Linked DNA regions of Homo sapiens: regions 1 and 2 are each linked to region 3. The links are chromatin contacts, found by Hi-C or POLR2A ChIA-PET in ENCODE. All regions are on one chromosome and are shown on one strand. The core of a region is the stretch at or near the end of the contact, and the rest is flanking DNA. Distances in the headings are between cores, read along the strand shown.

Region 1 (4,661 bases), core at 1,733-4,232, 210 kb before region 3:
AAGTGAGCAGCTCTGCCTGCACTAAAGCAAGGCAATCCCAGGGTGTCTCCACCAGCCTGGAGGAGGGCTCAGAGGTGGGCAGCAGGAAGGCCAAGCCTCAGGACCACGGTGAGCCCAGGAAAGTTTTGAGCGGGGACCAGGGATGGAGAGGCAGAAGAGTTCTCTGAGGGCACTTGAGAGGTGCCTGGGAGGGGCTCTGAAGGCACTCAAAACACTTGAATAGATGGGGACAGAGACAGAACGGGTGAAAAGCCCAGCTGCAGAGAGACTGCTGCCAGCTGCCCAGGAGGCTGCTGGGGAGGGGTGGGGGGTGTTGCAGACCCTGCTCTTTGCAGCTGGGGGAGCCCAGGGCCCACTGCTGGGCTTTCTGTTCAACCTTTACATGCTGTACTCTAGGGTGCTCCCGGCTGCTCAGCCCTTGCCTCTCCTCAAGGGCTAGAAGCTTTTGGGGGAAGCCAGGGGACTTGGTCAGGCAGATACAGATCACTCCCGTAAGTCCCCTTCACCCACTAAAGCCAAGAGAGGCTTCCGTTTCAATAGGAGAGGACTGTTTCCTTCCACCCTTCTTCTCCCAAAGTCAGCCCCTCATCCCCAGGGAGGGAACTAAGTGATGCTGATTGCCAGCTGCTATTAGTAACAATGGCTACCAGACACCATGTACTTAGAAAGATGCGTTCAGTGACATGATCTAAGTTCATCTTCATCATCCCCCGAGTCCCTGTGAATAGGCAGCATTTATCCCCATTCCGCACATGAGAAAACTGAGACAGAAAAGGGAAGTTCTCCGCCTCAAGGTCATAGGCAAGTAGGAAGGTACAGAGATGGTCTCAGCCAAGAGAAAGAACAGACACATGATTTAGGCCCTGCAGGTAGGAGAGGGTGCCCACTGAGGGCGCAGGAGGCCTCCTGTTTGGGGACCAGGACTCCAGGGCTGATCTGACAGCCTGCCAGGAAAGCAGGCGCAGAAGCAGACAGAGACAGTGCTGGCCTGGGAGCAGTGTCCCAGATGTCACCCACAAAAACCCACAGGCATCTCACAACCACCCTGTCCAACAGTCAACTTACTCCCAACCTGCTCCACCCCCAATGGTGGTCCCCATCTCACAGAGGCAGCCCCACCTACCTTCCCCCAGCACTGGGACCCTGTGTAGCCCCTTAGCCCCTGGGCACCTCCTGCCCCCAGCACCCCTGCTCTGGGAAACTTTATCAGGGTCCCTCCTCCCCTGCCAAGCCTAGCCCTGGGTGGGGAGCAGAGGAGAGCAGAAGGGAGGGCCCTCTCCCTGCTTTGGCCTCCTCCTTATAGCCCTCAGTGGAAGCCCACCCACTACTGCAGCCAAAGGTGGCCCTTCTTGGACACACATCTGACCTATCTAATCCGCAATCCACCCCACCAGCATTCATTTTCACACTGCCAGGCCTTTACTCATGCTGTTCCTTGGGGCTGCAATGACCTGCCTTTTCTTTTCTGCTTGGTGGATTTCAAGACCCAGCCCCAACGAATCTGCAAGTGAACTCATCCCCAGCTCCCGGGCACCCATCAGTCCCTGTCTTGTGCTCCCAGCACTGGGTACAACTCTGGACAGGGCCTTATCTGTGGACCCACTGCCTGTCTTGTCAGAAGAGAGGCTCCTCAGGGCAAAGACCCCGCCTGAGCACCTCTGTGTGCTGGCAACTAGCCTGACCTGGCCTGCAGCAGCAGCTGGGCCCACCATACCCTGCCCAGGAGGCAAAGGCAGCCACACCACCCCACCCCCAGACCCTGGGGACAGGAGCAAGGACCAGCCCGAGGACCCTGGGAGGTGTCAATCCTTGCAAAACACAGTGGTTCCCCCAGCAGGCCTCAGACTCATTGAGTTGGCTGAGCCTCACCCGTAAGCCCCTCTCTTCCAAGAAGTCTGCCCAGATCTCTCTTTCCCCTGAGTCCTGGGATAGTCGCCCTCAGTACTTTTCTCTCTAAACCACAGGTGTAGGGAGAAGATTCTGGGATGAGAGCCAGGCGGACCCGGGTTCAAATTCTGGCTCAGCAATCCTGAGAGGGCAGCTGACTTCGCTTCTCTGTGCCCCACTCTTCTGATCTGTATGGAACTTGGGGGTGAATCCCACCACATGAAATGACTGGGAGAGAGAACGTCGCACCTGTTAATGATCTTTTGTCCTATTTCGCCTCTGGTCCCCTAGGCCAGTCTTCCGAGACCCCCAACGCAAAGGAACAGAGGTGGGAACTCTGAGGTCTGAGAAACAAAGATCCATTCCCTCCCAGACCACTCCCCCACACTCCCGCAACACACACACACACACACACACACACACACACACACACGTGCGCCCGCCCTGCAGTCAAGGAGAAAAGCCCCCTTTCAACCTGGGGAGTAGTGCCAAGAAGCGGATAGGCTGGGGCAGTAGGAGCCTCGGCCCTGCCCCTTCCCCAGGCCTGGGTGGTGGAGCACCCAGAAGGGGTTGGTGGATTGCAGGGATGAAAGGGGGGTTAAGCAGGGAAGAGAAGGGGGGAACTGTAAGGAAGATGAGAGGAAGTGACAGTCTAGCCCCGGGTGTTAGGCGCTTCCAGCGCGTCCGCACTAGGAAAACGACTCGGAGACACCCAGAGGGAGGTGAAAAAAAGACTCCTCGCCGGGGGTGGGGGTGGGGACGAGCCGAGGGGGCCCAGGCGGATGCTCCAGGACCCCGCCCCCCAGCCAGCGCTCACTTCCTTTCCCCCCGGGCCCGCGGGAGGTGCAGCCCCCTCCACTGATTCGTGGTCCCGGAGCAATCACTGGCCCGCGCTGCACCCGCACACACCCCCCCGAAACACACACACACACACACACAGAAGCACACGCCTCCCTCCGCCCGCCTCCTACCGGCCGAGCCGCCGCGGGTCCAGCCGGGCTCCCGGGATGCAGGGCACGGCGCGGGCGCTGGAGCGGAGGCTGCAGCCGCCCGGCGCAGCAGCCTCGGGCTCTGGCCGGAGATCCAGCTGGGACTGGCCTGCGGCGGGGGCTGGCGCTCGCATTCCCCGGGTTCGGCCAGCTGGGCCCGGCTCCGCCCCGCCCCGCCCGCGGCCTCCGCCCATTTGCCCGTTGCGAGCCGGAGGCGTGGTCTCCCGTGGGGCGGGGTGGGCGGCCCGGTGGCCGGGTGCGCCCATGCGCACTGGTGCGGTGGGCGGCCGCTCAGAGGAGCGGTCTCATTCCAGCCCCTGTGTTGAACGCGGACTTGGGGCCCCTAGCGGCACCCACCGCCTCTACCGGCTCGGTCGGGCCCTCGTTCTCTCTCCTTCCCAGCCTATCTGTCTGCGGTTGGTGCGCATCCCCATGGGCAGCCTCCCAAGGGCTGGCTGCACCGTGAGGGATCGGGCCGGGGCTGGGGTTCAGCCCCCACAGGGCGGGCCGGGGCCGCGGCTGACTTGGGGCCGGCGTGTAGTACCGAGGACCCGCAAGGGCCAGGGTGCCTGCCAGAACCAGGACTTGGTGGGCGGCGCCCCTCCCTTTCCGGGCTCCACCTTCACATCCATCCCAAGTGTTCGGATGGAGAAGTGGGAGCCCAGGCCCCTGTGAGCAGCAGAGGGCCTCTGTCAGATGGGAAAACTGACCCCGGCCCGTGTTGAGGACTTAATCCCGTGCTGCCATGGGCTCCCGGGCTCGGGCTCATGTTTGACTCTCTGTCCGTGACTGGCTACCGGAATGCCCTGGGATGGCACGGAGCCTGCATTTCCTGATCTGTAAAACGGGGACTATAATCTCTACCCACCCCAGGCCGCTTGGGGAATCCGATAGAGAAGGTTTAGGAGTGACTAGTTCTTGCCTACAGTAGGAGCTCAGGGGTGCCACCACCCCCCGCCCTGAGGCAGCAGGACAGACGCCCATCTGATCTGATGAGCCCATCGGCCCACTCGCTGGTGGAGCGTCTCAGGCCCGTTCATTCTCCGCCTCCAATTTGTTTCGAAGTCTCAGTTAATGATTTCGTCAACCTCTTGTGTTACCGAAACAAACTTGGGTCCGCCCACCCAGTGCAGCAAAGCCAAACACTGACACCAGGATTTGCAGCGGCAGAAAGGGAGGCATTTATTGCAGGGTGCCAAGCAAGGAGAATAGGTCGGCTAATGCTTAAGACCCGTACTCCCCAATGGTTTACATGTAAGGCTTTTTAAAGGTGGGGAGACAGAGGTTATAGGCAAAGTCATAAATAAATACTCTGGAGCTATACATTGGCTTGGCCCAAAAAGGTGAGACATTTTGAGGCAGGGTCATAGGTGGATTCAGAGATTCTGTGATTTGCAATTGGCTTAGGAAGCAAGACTGTCTAAAAACCTGGGGTCCACAGATAGGAGAGTTAAGCATTGGCTTATGGGTGTGACTCTTTACAGAACCCTTGGGAAGAAATTTAAAGAACAGCCCTCAGTTTCCCCTTATCTGAGGCCTAAGTGACAGCTGTGAAAAACAATTCAGGGACATAGGTCAAGATGTTATCTTTAGTTTCTATAGGGAACCAGACATCTTGTGGCTCTAACTTATTTGGGTGGCCCTTGTTTGAAGCTTCAATTACCTTCTTGCTTGTCAAGGTGCTCATTTACTTCTCAAAGCTAGCTAGCTGCCTGAAATTCCCCCTGAAAAGACTCATGATTTTCCTTTATTTCCACTAAGAGGAGTCTCTGCCTCACCTCACTC
Region 2 (4,573 bases), core at 1,087-3,586, 220 kb before region 3:
CGGGGCTGAGGTTACTGCCCCATTTTTCCTGTGAGGAAGTGGAGGCCCTGAGAGGGTGAAGGCCTGGCTGGGCCTCAACCAATCCAGTGGTGGCCACAGGATTACAGCCCATTCTCCAAGCTCCCCATCCGGATCAAATCCCACCGTTTCAGCACCCTCACTTTCTCAGCAGCCTGGGGCCAGGGATGCCTCCTCCCACCACCCCGATGTCCCTGCAGGCCCAGCCTTGTGGGTGGGCCTGGGCCCGCTCACCCAGCTCCAGCTGGGACCAGACACTGACCTTGGGTCGCTTCCACCTGACGGCGGGCCCCGGCGTGCCCTTATAGTAGAGTGAGTCGTCAGTGGCGGGGAAGAGGGGGTCCTCGAAGAGCACCTTCCTGCGCCGGCAGTCCCGCCTCAGGGCTGAGTAGTTCTGGTCCTCATAGGGCTTCACACACGAGAACATGGTGGCTGCTGCCCCAGGGAGGGGAGGGGGAACACCTGGACAGGAAGGCAAGAAGACGGTCACTCACAGAGTCCCTGGGTCCCTGATGTGCCCTGTGAAGCGGACATCATCAGCCCCATGGCACAGGCACGGAAGGCTCAGCGAGGCGTGGAGCCTACCCAAGGTCACACAGCTGGTATACAGCAGAGTGGGACAGACACCGACCGGCCTGACTCCATAGACTGGATTCTCTCGTTTCTGAAGCTCAGAGGCGATACCAGGCCCACAGGCCACACAGAGCTCAGGCCTGGCCCACACCGCACCTACCTCCCTGCCTTCCTTTGTTTGACCAGCCTTCCCTACACCTCCTCAGACGGAATCAGACCAGTGGCCAGCCCTGCCAGCTCCCTGGCTGGTGTGTCTCCCACAGGAAAGCAGCGTGTGCCTCTGGGTTTCCCTCCCCACCTCTAGAGAGTGGCACATTTCTGCCTGGTGTGGGAAAACCTTGCCCCAGGTACCCCTCTCAGCATCATTCATTCATTCTCTCCGGTCCTCCCCGCACCATGCTGCCTTCCTCACAGCATCTTGGGAATAGGCGTCTCTAATTCTGTAGAGAGCAGGCCCATGGCTCCTTAACCCTCCCTCCATTCCCCAGGGGCCCAGGTGGGCCCAGCCAAGCACCCTGAACTTTGCACCAATGTGCTGACCAAGTGCAAGGGACACAGACTGGACCAACATGGTCAGGGAAGGCCTCTGGGAGTGGAGGGCAGGGCAGGGCAAGGAACAGCGGCTGGCAGGGCCTGCATATCAGGTGCGCTGAGAGATGCTCGGACGGCCAAGCACCTGAGTGACCACCCCATTTATGATCCACGCCCCCATCCCTCAAACTCCATCTGGGCTGCGGTGCAGCTCCACAGTCCCCGATCTACTCTTCCTGGGGCCTGCCCAGGGTAACAGTGCAATCCTTTTGGGGTAAAGGCCACAATTTCCAGCCCAGCCCTGAGGGAAACCAAGGCAAGGCAGGCTGGCTGTGGGAGTGATATCTGAGATCAAGACTGGTGTGAGTGCCAGCCCCAGTGGTACCACCCTCCTGCTGGGTGACGTTGAACTGGTCATGTGAACTCTCTGAGCCCGTTTTCTCATCTCAGTGATGGGAATTACACAGTGCTGCTGCACCTCCTGGAAGGAGTCAACCCATTAACTGAAGGCTGAGGAGCCCGCCAAGCATGCCAGTGGGAAGAGGAGTGAGGGGGAAGGGGCCAAGACACCCAGTGGTCCCAAGAGACGCCCCATTTCCCTGGCCAGAGGTGCATGTGTACTGCCTGCCAACAGTGCCGGTGGGCACACGGCTGCCAGCTTTCACAAAATACAACTGCGGCTCAGTGAGGTGAGGTGACCTGCCCAAGCTCCCCTGGAAACCTGGTGTCCGGACGGGAACCCAGATCCTCTGACTTTAGTGCCACCGCCTTGGCTGTATGACCCTGCCGCTCTCACTTAGGGTCTCCCCACACACCGTGGCTGAGCTGGAGCCTCACTGGGGCCTCATGTGGAGGGAAAGAGGGAAGGGAGAGACAGGAAAGGAAAGAGGCGAGCGCGGGCAGTGAGCATGGGCACAGATGGACAGCAGGGAGGGCAAGGGGGCCATTGTCCCCCCACCTGCCAAGGGAGCTGAGAGCAGTTGTCCCCTGCTCTGCACCCAAGCCACTTCACCTTCTGCCCCCATATCCATACTGGGCCTGCTGGAGTGCTGCTGTGTGACCTCAGGCCAACCACTTAACTTCTCTGGCTGCCCCTCTGCCCACGGAGGCCAGCAGCCCTGCCCCCTCCCACCCATTCTCCCTGCCTTGGAGGTCTGAGGGAGAGAGGGGAGGAGCTCACAGAGCCAGCTTCCGGGCTTCAGGCTTCTGGCAGAGTCACCGAGGAGCAGCATTAGCACCACGGGTTTCCGGCAGGGTCAGTTCAGGAAGCAATTTAGGCTACAAGAATTAGATCAGAGAAGCTGAAAGCAGGAGCCCAGAAATCAGCTCTTGCAATTCCAGTGTTTCTGAGCCTAGAGGGTCCAGAGAGGGAGAGGAAGCTCGCCCAGGGCACACAGCCAGGCTGGTGGAGAAAGAGGGTCTGGCTGCTCTCCAGGCTAGGAAGGGGCCAACGCTGCTGGGAGGGTCCACTCCTGGGGAGGATGGAAGGGAGGTGGAGGCCATAAAGGGAGAGCTCGGCTGGGCCAGGGGCTGCACAGGGCCAGGCCTGGCTGGCTGAGGGCCTGATACCGTTGCCCCATCCCTCCAGCCTCACCTGCCTGCCAGGCTAACCTTGGCCTACTTATGTGAGGTTCTTCTGGCCCCGGCCCTTGCACAGACTGCCCCTCTGCACCCTCCATCTGCCCCAAGGTCACCTCCCACTGTATCTATGGGGCCAACACCCCGACAGGGTCAGGTCTCCTCTGCTAGCCCCAGGCAGAGCACTGAAGGCCACGGATAGACCAGGAGGCAGGCAAGCTGCTCCACCCAGGCCTTTTCTTTCTGAGCCTGAGCTTAGGCCCGTAGCACTTCCTGTCTCCCTGGTGTTTTTAGCTGTTTGGGCCGAGCAGGACCCCTGGGTGGGGTTCAGGACCACCTGAGCTTCCCAGCTGCCCTGTGTGCCTGCCCTCTTCCCTCCTCCTGCCAGTCTCATCCCCACCATTCTCCACCCTGGGCTGAAGCTCTGGGGCTCGGAGCTCCTCGCAGCTCCCACAAGACTGTTCCCTCAGGGCCTCTGCACACACTGTTCCTCTGCCATCCTGGTGCCCCTGGGACAGCACCTGTTAACACTGTATCCCATCTGCACATGACTTGTCTGCCTCCCCAGCCTACCCTGTGCCCCTCCAGGGGAGGGGCTGTGTCCAGCTCCTCTCTCTATCCCAGGGTCCAATGTGGGGCTCCAGGGATTGAGGAGTTATGTTGCATGAACCAACAAAGGTGAGTGCAGGAGGAATTCCTTCAAGAAGAGAAAAAGGCTCAGAGAGTGGCGGAGGCTCCCAAGGGGAATCAGCTTTCCACATCACAGACGCCAGCACTCAGGTCTGCTGCAGCAGGGCCCACCCCTTCACCCTGGGGAAGGCCTGGCTCTCCTCTCCTCCCCTCCCTGACAGCTGGGTGCCAGCCGGTGCCCACATCCCCACTATCCAGACTGTAGCCCTAGCACATTCTGCTGCGGCCCAGCCCTCCTCCAGCTCCTGAGCCTCGACCCAGGCCCCCGCTGTCCTGAGCAGGCCGCATTACCTCACTGGTCTGCATGGTCCTTGTCTGGAAGAGACAATGTGCCAGGGCCTCTGGGCCACTGTGAGGAACAAACAAGACCCCACCATGCAGAGCAGCACTCTGTATCCTTTCATGCTCTGTGCCCTGAGGACTGACAGTCTCAGGCAGTCGACATCTGGGCTTCACCCACGATGTGTCCAGACCCCCGCCAGGTATGGGGGGGCTACCACAACTTGGGGTTCCTGTCGGAGTTGGTCTAGTGTAGCCAACAGACATAAGGCCAAATGAAGTATGTGTCATTCAGAGGTTCCAGCAAGAGGAAAGCAGGGAAGCCTCCACACAGGCCTGGCCACAGAGGCAGGAGAGAAAGGCCATTCCAGGCAAAGGGAACAGTTCACGCAAAGGCTCAGAGGTATGAAAGACATCTTTATTACCACCTCAGGGCACCCCCTAAAATGAGCACAGTGCTAACCTGGGCCCTGCTTTGAGAAGCCTAGGATACGGAGTCTGGAGGCTTGAGATCTGCATAAGAGGCTGCAGACTCTGGACAAGCTCATTGATGTTCCCATCTACAAAATGGCTTAGCTGGCCATCATCTCCAGGGAAGGCTCACTGGTATCAGCCCTCCTCCTCCTGTGGCCAGGGCAGCGGTGAGTCAGACCCAGCCTGCACAGTGAGGCCTCTGTGGACCAAGAGTGGAAGTTCTGAGTTGGGTCAGAATGAGGGGGCTGGGGTGCTCACCAGGGAGCTTCAGGAACCCAGTCTTCTGGCAGGTCAGTCAGATCTGAGTTTGCATCCCAACTGCATCATTTAGCTGCTGTGTGTCCTTGGGCAAGGTGGGAACCCCTCTGAGCTGCTGTCAATCAGCAAGCCTCCTCTGAGCCCTACTGGGTTCCAGCCTCTAAGGTGACAG
Region 3 (4,384 bases), core at 787-3,286:
ATGCCCAGCCCAGTTTTTTCTTGGTTCTAAACTAAGAGTCATTATTACCTACATAGACCCATAAAGCTGCAACTAAGGCCAGCCCCTTTTCTCTATTAAATAATTTTTTCCTTCGAAAATATTGAGTTCATTGAACAATGTCTGATTTAACACTTTCAGTGACAGAAAGTCCTCTGTCCCCCAAGTCAACCTTTCCCATATCATTGGTGAGAAGGTTTTTCCTTATATTGAAGCAAACTTTTCCCCATTACAGTTAGTTTCTGCCCATATGCCCTAATTCCAGATTCCAAATAAATTAAAAAAAAATTATTCTATATGATAGCCCATCCAATATTTGAAGACTCTTGAATTCCTCTTTTCCATGTTACACATTTCCAGCGCAGAGTGCATGGTTTTACATCTCTTTCCTCGTGGTCATGGTTCTCTGGACCAGGCATGGGCTTGCCAAAGTGATCTAACAACAAACTGGTAAAGCGCTTCCTTTGCCAACATGTGGGTTCCCAAGTAATTGTATTACAAATGATCCCTTTGCCAATATTTCTCCATGATTATGTAAAAATTATTAATTTAATAGTTGAAGAAAAGTGACTCTTAGCCTAAATCATGGTCATAAGAGAATAGTACTAAAGTCCTGAAAACTGCAAAAAGTGTTCTTTTTTTTTTTTTTTGAAACTTAGCCAATTACCAGAACAGAATAAAGTGGGACCATTTGTCATGATATGCTTGCCTCTTTCCTACAAAGCCATGCACAGATGCCTGAGAACAGGACTCAACAATGAGAAGGTTAGCTAAGAAGAGTTTCACTTCACGTCCTGAGAAGTAGATCCAACTAAAAGAAGGCAGTAATCATTAGCCAAAGGATAGTCTTTGCACTTTGCCAGAAGCAGGTACCTAAAAGAAGGATCAAATATTGTGCTCTCAAAACCTGATTAAATGATAGAAAAAGAAGTGGCAGATTTCTCCTAGCCTGGCAGGAAAAATCGTCTAGGAAAACAGACAGACACCCACATAGGCACACAGAACAAGCCCAACCTGACCAGCAGTGCCTGACAGAGCAGCCGCTAAAGAAGAATGCTTAAATCCTCAGAAGGTGCAGTCGGTGGAAGTAGTGTCCTCAGATGACCCCTAACTCCTAGATAGTTGGATAGGACAGAATGGAGCAGGGACTTGGTCCTCTGTGCTCTTGGGAGCCTGGCAGGGGCAGAAGGTACAGGCTAGGTGCAAGATGCCTTCGACTCCTGGTGCAAGATGACAGTTGAATAATCATACTCAGAGAGCAGATGACCTCTGGTACTTGAAGACATCCTGGGGGATAGGGGTGGGATGGTTCAGATCTCAGACTAGTGAAACTGTTCCCTGGAGGTGAGCAAGGAGGTCTAATATTCCAGTGAAAAGGGAAGGGAAAGACGGTAGAATTCTCACGGATTGGGGGAAAGACGAAGCTAGGAACTGTACCCTTCTGGTGGTGGCAACAGCAGAGCAGGTGTCCTGGGCCCTCATTCCAAGGGGCAGGGTCCTCCACTCTCCCAGCCTGGCCCCACTCCGCTCTCGGGCAGGAATTCCCATTCCCAACCCGGCTCTTCAGGCTTTCCCCCTTAGGTCCAGCAGGGGCTCCCCACTTCCCACTGCTCTTCTGCCCCCCCAATCCTCAGGCCCCCTTCCTCCCTCCCAGACCCCGGTACTCCTCCCTCTACACACTGGACTCCCGGCCCGCTCCTCTCAGCCTCCCGCTGGCCCAGGGCGCCGCATTCCAGCTCCCGGGGCCAGGCCTGGCACCTCCCTTCGCGGCCAGGTTCGCTCTTTGCCTTCCTCACACGGCGTCTCCTCAGCCCGGTGCCCTCTCGCCCCCACTCCCCTCCTCAGGCCACACTCACAGAACTCGGCGATGTACCAGGTCACGGAGTAGTTCTCCTCGCACCAGTCCAGCGTGGAGGTCGTGGGGCCCCAGTAGCCCTCTCGGTCCGCGGCCGGAGCCATCACGCCGCCGCCGCCGCCGCCCAGGCGCTCCGCTCACTGTGCCGGGTTAGGCTGGCGACCAGGCCGGCTCCGGCCCAGCCCGCGCGCTCGCTCGCGCCCCGCCCGGCCCTGCCTCCCCGAGGGGCGGGGCCTGGCGCCGTTACTGACACTGCCCTGACGGAGGCCCCGCCCACCGGCGCCGCTGGGCCGCGGGGCCGGGCCAGGCCCGACCTGGTGTAAGGCCCACTCGGAGGGCGCCGGCTGGCCCCGCCCCTCTTCACCCTTGGGCGGGGCAGGGGCGTGATCCAGGAAGGAGCCGGGGGCCTGGGCTTCCTGGCCGGTGCAGACACGCCAATGGCCGTAGGTTGGGGGTTCCTGACATCCCAGAGGCTATATTCTGTCAGGATGTGCCAGAGCCTCTATTTGTGTGCGTGTGGTTTGATTTAATCGGGGCGGGGGTGGGATGAATACTTCTATCAAGCCCTTGCTTGATTAAACCTGTGCGGCGAAGCGCCTCTATGTCTTCCATTGAGCCACAGGCCTCAAATGGAGCCCCAAAACAGAGTACCCCCAACCAATCCCCGTGATTCTCAGGAAATAAACCGTGATTTTCTGATAAAGGTGTAAGTGTCTCTTCGGTACAAAGGGAAAGGGTGAACAACCCAGGACCGAAAAAAAAAAAGTAGGTTCTGAGATCCTAAAAAAAAAGAATGCTGCTAGCTAGAGCACTAAAGCAAAGTTTCCCTGCTTCGTTTGGGCCTCCAAGCACAGAGGTTTCCACGTTCTAACTATAATTGTGCCCTGCTCTTCAGGCAACCAACAGCCTACCCCTACTTCCAACTTCAAGTCTAATACTCCCAGCCCCCGTCTGGGAGTATCGTAGACGGCAAAACCCCGTGTCTACGAAAAATACAAAAATTAGCTGGGCGCGGTGGCTCAGACGTGTGGTCCCAGCTACTTGAGAAGCTGAGGTGGGAGGATCACTTGAGCCCCCGCGGTGGAGATTGCATGCAGTGAGCTGAGACTGTGCCAATCCAGCCTGGGAGAACAGAGCGAGACCCTGTCTCTAAATAAATAAATAAATAAATAAATAAATAAATAAATAAAAAGTCTAGTACTCCACAGGTCTGCCAGAGAGCTCTTCCTAAAACAGATGCAACCACCCTTGCCCCTAGTGTTCAGCTACACCAAACTCAAACTTTCCCCTCTCCTAGAATGCGCTGGGTCACCTGCCTTTGCTCCCACAGTTCAACTGGGACAGCCTAACTCTCTTCTCCGTTTGACCAACTCCCCACTCTTCTTTTAAAATCCAGCTCTCTGAAGCCATCCCAGATGTTTACACCCTAGAGCTTCCTTGCCCTTTGTTCACATCCTACTGTGCTACATCCTGATCAGAGACCTTGCTTTCCCTTCTTTATGGTCTTAGTATTAGGACTCTGCCTGAATACACAGTAAGAAATGAAGAGTAAAAATGAAGGATGATACAACTGCTATTTTCTAAATAAATAAGTCAGATGTGGTGCAAGTCAAAGGTAAAAGAGAGGACAAGGAGAGATGAAGAGCCCACAGCCTTTCTACAAAATAACCATAGCCAATTAGCAGGAAATAGATGCAGAACTTTTATTTGCTAGGTGCAAAACCTAGGGAAGCAGTGTATCTTTTTTTTTTTTTTTTTTTTTTTTTGAGACAGTCTTGCTCTGTCGGCCAGGCTGGAATGCACTGGCATGATCTCAGCTCACCGCAACTTCCGCCCCCTGGGTTTAAGCGATTCTCCTGTCTCAGCCTCCAGAGTAGCTGGGACTACAGGTGTGCACCACCACGCCCAGCTAATTTTTGTATTTTTAGTAGAGACAGGGTTTCACCTTGTTGGCCAGGCTGGCCTCGATCTCTTGACCTCGTGATTCACCCGCCTCGGCCTCCCAAAGTGCTGGGATTACAGGCGTGAGCCATCGCACCCGGCCGGAAGCAGTGTATTTTAATACGAATAGTAGCCTCTCTGAAATTTTTCTTTTTTGAGACAGAATCTCGATCTGTCGCCCAGGCTGGAGTGCAGTGGTGCCATCTTGGCTCGCTGCAACTTCTGCCTTCCGGGAATCGTGCCTCAGTACCCCCTCATCCCCATAGCTGGGATTACAGGAGGCTGCCACCACACCTGGCTAATTTTTGTATTTTTAATAGAGACGAGATTTCACCATGTTGGCCAGGCCAGTCTTGAACTCCTGACCTTGAGTGATCCACCCTCCTTGGCCTCCGAAAGTCCTGGGATTACAGGCCTGAGTTACACCCTGCCTGGCCTGAAATTTTTATTTTGAATGTCATTGAGCTTCTACTATATACCAGGCCCTGTTTGGCTGCCTGGGTGCTAGGACCACACAGAGGTAAACATGAAAGATCCAAGAAGGCCGTCTCCAGAGAGATAAAAGCCATT

The links. Hi-C counts contacts between places; a loop is a spot of excess contacts on that map. ChIA-PET counts read pairs that join two places held with the same protein, here RNA polymerase II (POLR2A). Pooled maps may share reads with other maps.
Region 1: a map of B cell shows a loop between it and region 3 (17-fold over the local background). The contact joins the promoter of CAPN5 here to the promoter of ACER3 in region 3. A Hi-C loop is called at or near these places in 1 of 168 maps with a recorded cell type or tissue (B cell), 2 of 37 single-sample maps with no recorded cell type and 15 of 50 pooled maps. POLR2A ChIA-PET finds 5 or more read pairs at or near these places in 3 of 52 experiments (A673, Caco-2 and OCI-LY7).
Region 2: a pooled map shows a loop between it and region 3 (6-fold over the local background). The contact joins the enhancer-like site here to the promoter of ACER3 in region 3. A Hi-C loop is called at or near these places in 6 of 50 pooled maps. POLR2A ChIA-PET finds 5 or more read pairs at or near these places in 2 of 52 experiments (OCI-LY7 and Panc1).

The regions. Positions count from the first base shown.
Region 1 is chr11:77,065,292-77,069,952 of GRCh38, reverse strand. CAPN5 (calpain 5) reads right to left here and starts at 2,982. Exons shown (of 13, transcript NM_004055.5): 1 at 2,859-2,982. RefSeq lists a silencer at 2,777-3,466 and an enhancer at 3,323-3,823.
Region 2 is chr11:77,080,759-77,085,331 of GRCh38, reverse strand. CAPN5 (calpain 5) reads right to left here. Exons shown (of 13, transcript NM_004055.5): 2 at 281-480. The coding sequence starts at 445. Among named protein-coding and RNA genes, the nearest start is that of CAPN5, 16 kb to the right of the region's middle. Within about 2 kb of position 2,336, at least 22 of the 41 ENCODE cell types and tissues checked have a DNase peak (open chromatin) inside an H3K27ac peak, as active enhancers do.
Region 3 is chr11:76,858,570-76,862,953 of GRCh38, reverse strand. It overlaps ACER3 (alkaline ceramidase 3), which reads right to left and starts at 2,036. Exons shown (of 11, transcript NM_018367.7): 1 at 1,875-2,036. The coding sequence starts at 1,977. RefSeq lists silencers at 1,964-2,223, 2,264-2,363.